Linked DNA regions of Homo sapiens: region 1 is linked to region 2. Evidence: chromatin contacts called from ENCODE Hi-C or POLR2A ChIA-PET data. All regions are on one chromosome and are shown on one strand. The core of a region is the stretch at or near the end of the contact, and the rest is flanking DNA. Distances in the headings are between cores, read along the strand shown. Region 1 has its middle 39 kb from the start of CORO1C. Region 2 overlaps CORO1C (coronin 1C).

Region 1 (5,581 bases), core at 3,065-5,564, 77 kb before region 2:
GACTGGGCCCTCTGAAATTCTTGCCCTCATCTAGGTCCCAGCCAGGCCCACAGAATCGCCCAAGGCCCTATCCTGCTCCCAAAATGGAATTCGCTTTCCCTGTTGTTGTTATTGCTGGTGTTTTTCCTGATTAGTAAAACACAGTGATTGTAACAAAATCACATGATGCAGAGGAGTGATAACAGCTGTGCTTATGTGGCATGAGCCAGCTGCTGTGCCACATACCTCTCATTAACAAAATATACGTAGAAAGTGTTTAGAACAGCCCCTGGCCCTGGTAAGTGCTCTACACCATACCCGTAATCCCAGCACTTTGGGAGGTCGGGCAGGTGGATTGCTCGAGCTCACAAGTTCGTGACCGGTCTGGGCAACATGGTGAAACCCTGTCTCTACAAAAAATACAAAAATTAGCCAGGTGCGGTGGTGAGCACCTGTAGTCCTAGCTACTCAGGAGGCTCAGGTGGGAGGATCACTTGGGCCCAGGACATTGAGGCCACAATGAGCCATGATTGTGCCACTGCACTCCAGCCTGGGTGATACAGTGAGAGACCCTGTCTCAATCAATCAATCAATTAATCAATAAAGTAATTGTCAGGATGATCTGATTTTCTATGACAAGTTAGTGATACAGGTATTAATAACACAATATCTAAAAGAGGAAGTGAGGCTTGGAGAGGTGACATCACCTGCCTAAGTTCACATGATGAGTGTCCTACCTGGATTTGAACTCAGGTTACACCAATGCTAAAGCTCTAAGCTCAGAATCTCCCCCCTCCCCCACCCTTTATGCAGCTGTCCTTAGTTCTTGAACACCTGTTGCTCCTTTCTCTCCCCCAGCCACAGCCCTGACCTCATTCCTGCTGAAGGCCCCAGGGGCCTGGCTGAGGTCACAGTTTTGGCCACAGATCCACAGAGGCGACACCCTGTCTGAAGCCACTGCGGATTCTTTTCACTAGTTTGTCCTGTACTCCTGGGCTCTGAGGGTCTTGGGAACTCTCTACCTGTCCTCTCCCAAAGCATGGACTTTGGGATATCACCCCTCTTCTCTCCCTGCCCACTTTCTGTGCCCTGTGGTAGGGGCTCGCTGGGATTATAACAGTAATCATGAATGACAGAATTTTTTCTTTTTTTTTTGAGATGGAGTCTTGCTCTGTCGCCCACGGTGGAGTGCAGTGGTGCAATCTTTGCTCACTGCAACCTCCGCCTCCCGGGTTCAAGCAATTCTCCTGCCTCAGCCTCCTGAATAGCTGGGACTACAGACACGTGCCACCACACCCGGCTAATTTTTGTATTTTTAATAGAGACAGAGTTTCACCATATTGGTCAGGCTGGTCTTGAACTCTTCACCTCGTGATCCACCTGCCTCAACCTCCCAAAGTGCTGGGATTACAGGCGTGAGCCACTGTGCCCAGCCATTTCCTTTTTTAACAGACGGTTTTGCTCTGTCACCCAGGCTGGAGTGCAGTGGCACGATCACAGCTTACTGCAGCCTTGAACTCCTGGGCTCAAGCGATCCTCCCTCCTCAGCCTCCTGAGTAACTAGAACCACAGGCATGTGCCACCACACACAGCTCATTTTTAGTATTATTATTTATAGAGATGAGGGTCCCCTATGTTGCCCAGGCTGGTCTTGAGCTTCTGGGCTCAAGTGATCCATCTGCCTTGGCCTCCCAAAGTGGTAGGATTTACAGATGTGAGCCACTGCACCGGGCATGGATGACATTTCTTGAGCCACACTGGACCAAGTGAGCCTTATTATTACTAATTTTCAGATGAAAAAACTCAGAAGTTAAATGTCTTACCTAGATGGCCCAGACAGAATTCCAGAGCTGCCTCTTCCAGGAAGCTATTCCTGACAGCCCCTCCCCTAAATGCTGAAGAGATAACTATTTAGTATGAGCACCCCATGGATATGCCCAGGACTGTGAGCTCCCTGAGGGCAGGGGCTGGGTCAGGTTGATTGCTGTCTGCCCTATACCTGATATAATAAGTGCTCAATAAATACTTGTTGAATGACTGACTGACTGACTGAACGAATGATAGGGCTGATCTCTTTTCTCCTCTTGGGTCCTGAGAAGTTTGGGGAATCAGGCAAGTCTGAGTTTGAATCTTTGCTCTGCCACTTCCTGGCTGTGTAGTCTTGGCCCAGTTACCTAACCTCTCTGAGCCTCTGTTTCCCTCTCTGCAAAATAGGGGTACAGTCTGTGGGAGGGTTGGAGAGGACCTACAATGACTGGCACATAGTAGGTACTCTATGAACAGCCCTGTAGAGAGACAGTTCAGGTCCTCCCTGGAGTCAGCCTGTCTGGGGTTCAAACCTCAGCTCCAACACTGACCGAGTAGTATGACCTCGGACAAATCACTTTTCCTCTCTGGACCTCGTCTTCCAAATACTTCACTTGGGGATAATATTAGCACCAATTACTTGGCTGTAGTAAGAACTAAAGGAGGCAGTCCGCATAGTAAATCCTCCATCAACACGGGCTTCTGTGACTTAGGGTGAGCTCCTGGAGGACAGACAGGTGTCCCGTTTTTTCCACCCCACCCCAGAACCTTGCTCAGTGCCAAGCACATAGTAGGGGCACAGATTGCTGAAGGAACTGAGTCTCCATTTCTGTGGCTATTGGGTGCAGACCCGGAGAGCCAGGGCAGGTTTCCAGAATGCCCTCCCCCAACAGGCCGACTCTCCCGTGTTTGTCCATCTCATCTCCCAGCTAGCTGGAGGCAGAGCAGCAGCCCAGCCCTGGCCTTCTGTGCCCAGCCTGGTGGGGGCCAGCGGCAGCTGCTCCTCCAGGGGAGCGCCTCCTGATGGAGGCTGGAAGGAAGGGAGGGCTGGGGAGGTGGAAGCCCCTCCAAAGTTAGCCCAAGGCCCCCAGGGGAACATGCCCAGCCCTGGCCTTCTGTGCCCAGCCTGGTGGGGGCCAGCGGCAGCTGCTCCTCCAGGGGAGCGCCTCCCGATGGAGGTTGGAAGGAAGGGAGGGCTGGGGAGGTGGAAGCCCCTCCAAAGTTAGCCCAAGGCCCCCAGGGGAACATGCTACTCAGAAAGGAGAGCTGGGGTTCAAGTCTACCAACCCTACTTATAGCTGTATGACCGTAGACGCCTCGCTCCACCTCTTTGAGCCTTGCTTCCTGTACCGTGGGGCTGGTGGCCTCATAAGGTTGTTAGGAAGCAGGTGAAGCATGAAGCATACAGTAAGTGCTCCATAAATGTACCGGTCATTGCTGCCCCTCTGACTTGTTGCAGTATAGCACCTGTCTTCTACAGATGGGGAAACTGAGGCCCAGAGAGAGGCAGTTACTTGTCCAAGGTCACAGAGCCTGTCTCTTGCTGGTTCCAGCTTCGGCCTTAGCCATTCTCCCTGCTCAACCCAAAGCTCAGCAGGGATGGGCTCCTGGGTGGACCAGGCAGGGGGTTCCCTTGGGCTGAGGGGGCAGGAAGGTAGGGGTGGAGGAAGGGTTCAACAAAAACAGCCCCAGCTGGGGGCTGTGGCTCACGCCTGTAATCCCAGCACTTTGGGAGGCCGAGGCAGGCGGATCACTTGAGGTCAGGAGTTTGAGACCAGCCTGGCCAACATGGTGAAACCCCCTCTCTACTAGAAATCCAAAAAATGTCCGGGCATGCAGCACACCTATAATTCCAGCTACTCAGGAAGCTGAGGCAGGAGAATCACTTGAACTTGGGAGGCAGAGACTGCAGTGAGCCGAGATCACGCCGCTGCACAGCTCCACTGCACTCCAACCTGGGTGACAGAGTGAGACCCTGTTTCAAAACAAAACAAAACAAAACCAGAAACAGCCCCTTTGCTGCAGGCCTCCGGGATGCCAAACACTTTGGTTGTTTTCTTATTAATCCTGAAAACACTATTAAAATGGTATTATTCTTAGCATTCCCATTTTACAGATGAGAAAACTGAGGTTCAGAGAGTTGCCTAAGCACACAATGGGAAGAGGGAGGCTCTTGACCCCAGCCCCAGATCTGTCTGTTGAATGAAGGAAGAGATAGTGTCCCATTCAGGGGTGCACAGCGAGCTCTGTGGTTTGGTGAGTTCAGTCTGTCTCCCCGACCCCCAGATGACAGGTGAGAGGAGGACACAATGCCAGCAGCTCTTGGGCTTGGGATGTCATAGAAACTTCCAAAGAAAGGGGAAGAGAAAGCCCAGTCACCCTCGCCCCACCCCCACAGGTCGCAGAAGCGGCTCAGGGATGGCAAATGGGCGTGGAGGTGGCCTCCGCAGCCCCAGGGGGCAGGGCAGGGACGCTCTGTGCCAGATGGGGGTGCCAGGCGCTGCCTCCAGCGACCACGCCCACAAGGTGCTCTGCTGCCTGCCGGACCTCTGCGCAAGTGCCTTCGGGCCGATGCAGACGCCCACTGCGCCACTTCCCCCGGGCTCCGGGGACCCCCTCCATCCGCCCGGCCTAGCCCTGGAGGCGCGACGCCCCGTCGTGTACCGTCTGGAGGAGGTGGCGCGCTGCCTGCACCTCCTGGAGCTCTCCAGCTCCGAGGGTCCCCGCTGCAGGCCCGGAGTGTCTGCCGGCCTCCAGGTGCACAGGCTCCAGAGCGCCCCGCAGGGGACTCCGGGAGGCGCCTCTGCCTCCGATTCCCCTAGAGGGGACCGGCCAGTCCCAAGGTCCAACAGGAAGAAGGCAGAAAACCCCATCCGAAAAGGTGAGCGCCTTTCGGGGGCTTTCTTCCCTCCATTGGACCCACAGATTCTAGGCACAGTTATCCCGGGGGGCATCCGTGGGTCTGCATTCTCAGTATTGCTGTCCACTTGCCCTGTGGTTTCTGACAAACTCCTGGCCCTCTCTGACCCTCAGTTTCTTTATCTCTGCCACCAGAGATAAAGAGATTGGACTTTGGTTTTTCACTCTTAAAACTGAAGACAAGACCTCATTTCTGTGGGAGGAGGGCTCCACCTGTGGGATTATAAGGACAGCATCTGGGCCATACAAATCTTTTCCCTTTCCCTAAAAAAACTAGCTACGGAGCTACTTCTAGGGTTACAATATCTAACTCTTACAAGAATCCTCCCCGGGAAATGCTGTTACTCCATTTTATTGAAATGAAAACTGAGGCCGGGCACGATGGCTCACGCCTGTAATCCCAGCACTTTGGGAGGCCGAGGTGGGCGGATCACTTGAGGTTGGGAGTTTGTGATCAGCCTGGCCAACATGGTAAAACCCCGTCTCTACTAAAAATACAAACATTAGCCAGGCGTGGTGGAAGGCACCTGTAATTCCAGCTACTCTGCAGGCTGAGGCAGGAGAATCGCGTGAACCCAGGAGGTGGAAGTTGCAGTGAGCCGAGATCGTGCCATTGCACTCCAGCCTGGGAGACAGAACAAGACTCTTGTCTCAAAAACAACAACAACAACAACAAAAAACTGAGCTTATAGTGAGTGGGTTCAAGTTGCAGAAATGGGATTTGAACCTCCACCCTCCTTCCAGGCCTGTCTGACTTTAAAGCCCCGTGCTTTTTTCTGCTAATAATGCAGATCGTCTCCATGAAAGCCACACAGGCTGGATTCTCAGCAGGAATGGCCAGGGGTCCTACCTCTTGTCGGTGCCACCCATCAGCTCT
Region 2 (5,418 bases), core at 1,197-3,696:
AGATAGTTTCACCCTAGGCTTAGAAGGTAAGGAAGACATCACAGAGAAGGTTCGGTTTGAATTCAGGTTTTTTTTTTTCCTCTGCGTAGGAGCTAAAGATGAAACAGAAGAGGAGCCAACCCAACTTTTAAACTGTTAAGTTAGTAGAGGGGCTCTGTCCCTAGGAGGGCAAAGAAGTAGGTGGTAGGCACATTCCTCCTTCAGACTCCAGGATGTCTAGTTTAGGTGGATTTTTGTAGTATTGCAGAAATAGAATGTTTGATTGGAAGATAAACAAATCATTTATGCATAGTGTGAACTAACATTATGAGTCAAAAGAAGCTGAAGGATAGCTTTTTGGTAGAAAATCCTACATTTCTTGACCCTTTCTTTCACTTTCAGTGTGAATTTGGCAAAATTGGTATTTTCCTTGATTGTTATGGGGAAAAGAACTAGAATAAGCACTGTTTTATATTTTAGAATCATTGTTTTAACTAGATCAACATGGCGTCTTTCGTTTGTATCATCTTTAGGAAAAAGCAGTGACTTCTGTCACGTTGATGGAAATGAGACTGCAGAATGTCAGCAGATCGTACGTGGATAGTCCCCTTCATGAACAGTGTCTCTGTTTTTTCACTTGGTAGGGTGGGATCATTCCTCTGTTCTACAGTTGTAGAAATTGAAACCAAATTGAGTGGTTGTCCAAGACCGTGAGGTTGTTTGTGAATTAGAACTTAGGTTGCTGAGTCCTTATTTGATTTGTACATGTATATTTTTATTAATTTTTTTTCTACTGAGTGTGAACGAATTTTTCTTTAGGGGGGAGGATATAGAATCTGTGGTTTAGCCGGGCGCGGTGGCTCAAGCTTGTAATTCCAGCGCTTTGGGAGGCCGAGGCAGGTGGATCACCTGAGGTCAGCAGTTTGAGACCAGCCTGGCCAACATGGTGAAACCCTGTCTCTACTAAAAATACAAAAATTAGCTGGGCATGGTGGCACACGCCTGTTATCGCAGCTAATCGGGAGGCTGAGACAGGAGAATGGCTTGAACACAGGAGGCAGAGGTTGCAGTGAGCTGAGATAGCACCATTGCACTCCAGCCTGGGCGACAGAGCAAGACTCTGTCTCAAAAAAAAAAAAAAAAAAAAAGCTGTGGTCTAATGGACACTGAATCCTTTGCATTCTTTCTCTGGGATTAGAGAGTTTAATAACAAAAACAGTAACTTGACAGGGCTTTCATTCTGTCAGCTCAGAGAATTGTCTTAGGTTTGGAAAGTACTTGGTCTATACCATGCCTTGTGAGGACACAGTGACAGTGATGAAATCGCAGCAGTTCACATTTGTTGAGGGCTTCCTTTAAGTGCCAGGCGCCGTGCTGATAAGTGCCTTCTTTCATGGGCTACTTGAGAGGGAATGGCAGTCTCCTGACAGTGCTTTTCTGTGTGATCCACAGTCTTTGCCAGCACCTGCTGGATTTGCATTGGCTGCATGTCTGCCTTACTGTGCATTGCTGACAGGCAATTTCCATTTCTACACATTGTGGTACTCTGTTTTAGACAACAGTGGCAGTGCCGGTAGCCCTTTGTACAGATGTGGACATTTGGCACTTGGTAGCTTTGGTGTTAGGGGCAGAGGATTTTGTTCAGAGCCAGCCAGTGTCCTGACATGTCGTGGGATGCCCATTCACTGCCTCCTGAAATAGATTGTCTGATGCCTGGAGCACCTTCAACTGCCAAGTGTATGGGCCGTGAAAAGCTGGGGGACAGGACTGGGAGGGGTGGAGGATGCAGGGGGAGGGCACCAGGTGCAGAACAATGACTTCCAAATTATGTCACGAGCTGCCAGCCACACGAGCACGGCCTGGCCTCATTACCACATGAAGTGCCACAGAAGGGCCTTTTCATTTTCTCCTAGTGACTGTGTTATCCACAGTTTTGCTGGGAGGGGTGGGGTGGGCACCCTGCTCACCCCCAGTTAACAATGGAGCACAAAGTCCTGGCAGAAGGAACTTCCCAATGTACCCCGGGGCTATTTTTGATGACAGTGAGTGGCTGTGACTCACTGAATGTGTGCCCTGGCAGATGATGGTTTCCACCCCACCCCCTCCCCTGGAGATGAGCAGGCAGCCTTTGTGCGTTTCCTTGGCCAGCTTCTCCTGCTGCTGCAGTTCACTGATATGTCCACAGCAGCCGGCCCGCAGGCCTGACAGGGCTCTGACAGTGGTTTTTACCATATATGGCCATCAGAGCGCTGTGGCTGTCAGCCGGCCAGGATAATTTCCTTCCTTTGCTTTGATTGGCTGCACGGGTGGCTCAGAGAATGGTGGGATCTGGGAGTGTGTGGTGAAGAGAAGCCACTGAGTCAAGTGCAAAGAACGTTTAACTCTTTACTGGGTTTGTGGAGCGTGCCAGTCTGTGCTAAGCAGGCTGACAATTGCTGCCAGCAGAAGCCCTCAGTGTGTAAACATGGTAACCCCAGTCTGGGAAAGCTGCTGTATCTCCGGTAAAGAAAGGTATCTGAACACACATTACTCTGAAATAAACTCAAGGTGTCATGAACACATTTCTGGAGTCACGGTTTTGCCCAGAAGCCACCTTATAACCACATGTAGCAAATCATCTGCTCCTGCCAAGTTGAATATCTTCGCCCATTAGGGGTGGGACCTGAGTTGAGTCTGGGGAAGAATGAGCTGAGAGGGCATGTGATGGGACACATGTCTGCTTTCTTGGAGGAACGGTGACTTGGGTTTCATTTCTGGCTGACTGAATTGAGTCTATACTGCAGTCCTCTTGCTTGTGTGGAACTGACTCAGCCATGGAGCCCAAGGCATTAGCCCCTCCCACCCCCCAAAAAAAGTTGTAATATTTTTCTATTTATCATCTCCACCATCCAAGGAGGGTGGATTTTCATTCTGAGACCTGTGGATTAAACCAATGCAGAGCTGCAATGGGAAGGGTTAGCCCTGGAGCTCTTCAGCGTTCACAGAGGGTTTCAGTAGATCAATCTCCAATGTCATTTGCTTACTACGAGGGCTTAGACAACCAGTTTCTCTATTTTCTGATTTGATATTGAATGCTTTAATTTTCCATATTGCATTTACATCTGTAGTTCTTCTGCTTTTCAGCTTTTGCTTTCTAGCTCAATTTTATTTTAACTAGATTCTACCTCATCTTGGGTTCCAAGTTTTTATTTGTTCTCAGCCCAGAAGCATCATATGGAATTACTTGTCTGCAATAATGAGCAGAAAGCATTAGGTTTTCACTTTATAAATTCTTTAAGTCAGGAAGTTAGGAAATACAGCTACTCTGGTTGCTATCGCATATTTGGGCAAGGTTGAGTAAGGAAATGTTAACTTTTCCGTGTTTTTGCTTTCTGATAATAAAATGTTTGTAGTTTTACAATAACTTCCCTCAAGTTCTTAATTGATTTTAAAATATGGTCTATTCAGTATTAAACCCAGTTTTTAGAGAGGATCTGTGATGCAAAAATTATTTGCTTGGCATTTTCACTTCTGTCCAAAAAGACTGCTGTTTTTTACTCACAGGCAGGTGAAGTCTCTGTAGGCCCATACTCCCTCTCCCCAGCAGCTTTTGTTTCTAGCTTACCTTACCTTACAGGGTAACTCAATCTGTAGGGTTTATTCCAGAGCACCTCCTTTTACCTCAAGGATGGTATTTCTGGTTCCCTTAAAGTAAAGCCTCCTCAGAATGTTTTATTCCTGGGCCATGAGCTGTCACTCTCAGGGACCAGCCTGTGCACAAGTCATATATTGTGTGCACCCGTCTTTTTGGTCTGCTGCTGAGTCTCTGTTTTCCATGCCGCTGTCCCCTTGTCCCATGACCACAATCACTCTAGCTCCTCCCCGTGGAGCAGCAGGGGCTTAAGAAATTCAAACAAAACATGTATCCACATAAATAATACTGTCATAAGAAAAAGGAAGTTGAAAAAAATGGAAAACCCACTTCAATAGATACGCTTTTGACTCCTTTGAACTCTGCACAGTGTGAATGGAGCCCTTATGCTTGGGCTGAAAACTTTTCCTCTACTTCTGAGCACATGTGTGACTTAACATTCTCCTTGCTGAGTTGAAGAATTCTCAGTATGTATCACCCAAAGCCAAAAATAAGTTATGATTGAAATTTGGGCACATAAAGTGATTTTGATACTCATTTTTTCCTAAAATGAAAACTTAGATGAATATTAGGTAGGGGTTTGAACAATGTGGAAATCTTTTAACTGTTCTTTGAGTCAGGTCATGTAAAGTATCTTTGTTTGCCTTCCCCAGGATGGGGTGGGGGCTCTTAGGCCCTTACATCTTCGGGTGGTGTAACCAGTCTGGATAATAGGCATAGAGGACTGCAGATCAGGAGATGGAAAAGTACTGGAAGTGAGACAGCTGCCTGAGTTGGATTAGATAAGGGAAACCGTGTAGAAAGCAGTCTGAATCCAGCACCCTAGGAAGGTGTGGGTTTATATGATACACTCCAGAATGCAAACTTGAAAGAAATTGTGTGTGGGATACCTTGAGCTTCTTAAAGGGGAATATTTGATTTGACTTATCACTCGAATGAATGTGTCACTTTTTATCACCATGGGAATTTATTACTTTGTGAAAACATACATTAGTTATGAGAAAGAGTAGGCCTGCTGGGTAAAGCGTTGTGCGACTTTAACATAATGTTACATTTCCTTTCTTGCAGGAACCAGTGATTATCAGATTGATCCATCTTTTTTTGTTTTTTCAGAGATGGAGTCTCGCTCTGTTGCCCAGGCTGGAGTGCAGTGGTGCGATCTCAGCTCACTGCAACCTCCGCCTTCCGGGTTCAAGTGATTCTCCCACCTCAGCCTCCCAAGTAGCTGGGATTACAGGTGCCCAACACCATGCCCGGCTAATTTTTTTTTTTTTTTTTTCTGAGACAGAGTCTCATTCTGTCGCCCAGGCTGGAGTGTAGTGGTACGCTCTCAGCTCACTGCAACCTCCGTCTCCCAGGCTCAAGCAATTCTCCTGCCTCAGCCCTCCCGAGTAGCCGGGATTACAGGCATGTGCCACCACAACGGGCTAATTTTTGTATTTTTAGTAGAGACGAGATTTCACCATTTTGGCCAGGCTGGTCTCGAACTCCTGACCTATCTGCCTGCCTTGGTTTCCCAAAGTGCTGGGATTACAAGTGTGAGCCACCGTGCCCGGCCTGTATTTTTAGTAGAGATGAAGTTTCACCGTGTTGGCCAGGCTGGTCTTGAACTCCTGACCTCAGATGATCCACCTGCCTCGGCCTCTCAAAGTGCTGGGATTACAGGTGTGAGCCACCGTGCCCAGCTTAGATTGATCCATTTTAACACCAATTGGTAGTGTCTTCAACCACAAACCAATATGTGGGTCAGAAATAATTATGTGAGGAATCATTCTTACATGAAGAAACAGTCATTCTGAATGATCTTT

What was found. Hi-C counts contacts between places; a loop is a spot of excess contacts on that map. ChIA-PET counts read pairs that join two places held with the same protein, here RNA polymerase II (POLR2A). Pooled maps may share reads with other maps.
Region 1: a loop to region 2 is called in a map of HepG2, with 2.8 times the contacts of the local background. The contact joins two enhancer-like sites. A Hi-C loop is called at or near these places in 3 of 168 maps with a recorded cell type or tissue (HepG2, dorsolateral prefrontal cortex and mammary epithelial cell), 4 of 37 single-sample maps with no recorded cell type and 10 of 50 pooled maps. POLR2A ChIA-PET finds 5 or more read pairs at or near these places in 11 of 52 experiments (AG04449, B cell, BJ and 8 more).

Annotation. Positions count from the first base shown.
Region 1 is chr12:108,767,649-108,773,229 of GRCh38, reverse strand. No RefSeq gene overlaps it. Among named protein-coding and RNA genes, the nearest start is that of CORO1C, 39 kb to the right of the region's middle. RefSeq lists enhancers at 985-1,094, 2,353-2,853 and a silencer at 4,411-4,480. Within about 2 kb of position 4,314, at least 3 of the 41 ENCODE cell types and tissues checked have a DNase peak (open chromatin) inside an H3K27ac peak, as active enhancers do.
Region 2 is chr12:108,688,504-108,693,921 of GRCh38, reverse strand. All of the region lies in intron 2 of CORO1C (coronin 1C), which reads left to right. Among named protein-coding and RNA genes, the nearest start is that of CORO1C, 40 kb to the left of the region's middle. RefSeq lists enhancers at 1-372, 1,086-1,767, 1,995-2,289, 1,768-2,449, 2,240-2,519. Within about 2 kb of position 2,446, at least 41 of the 41 ENCODE cell types and tissues checked have a DNase peak (open chromatin) inside an H3K27ac peak, as active enhancers do.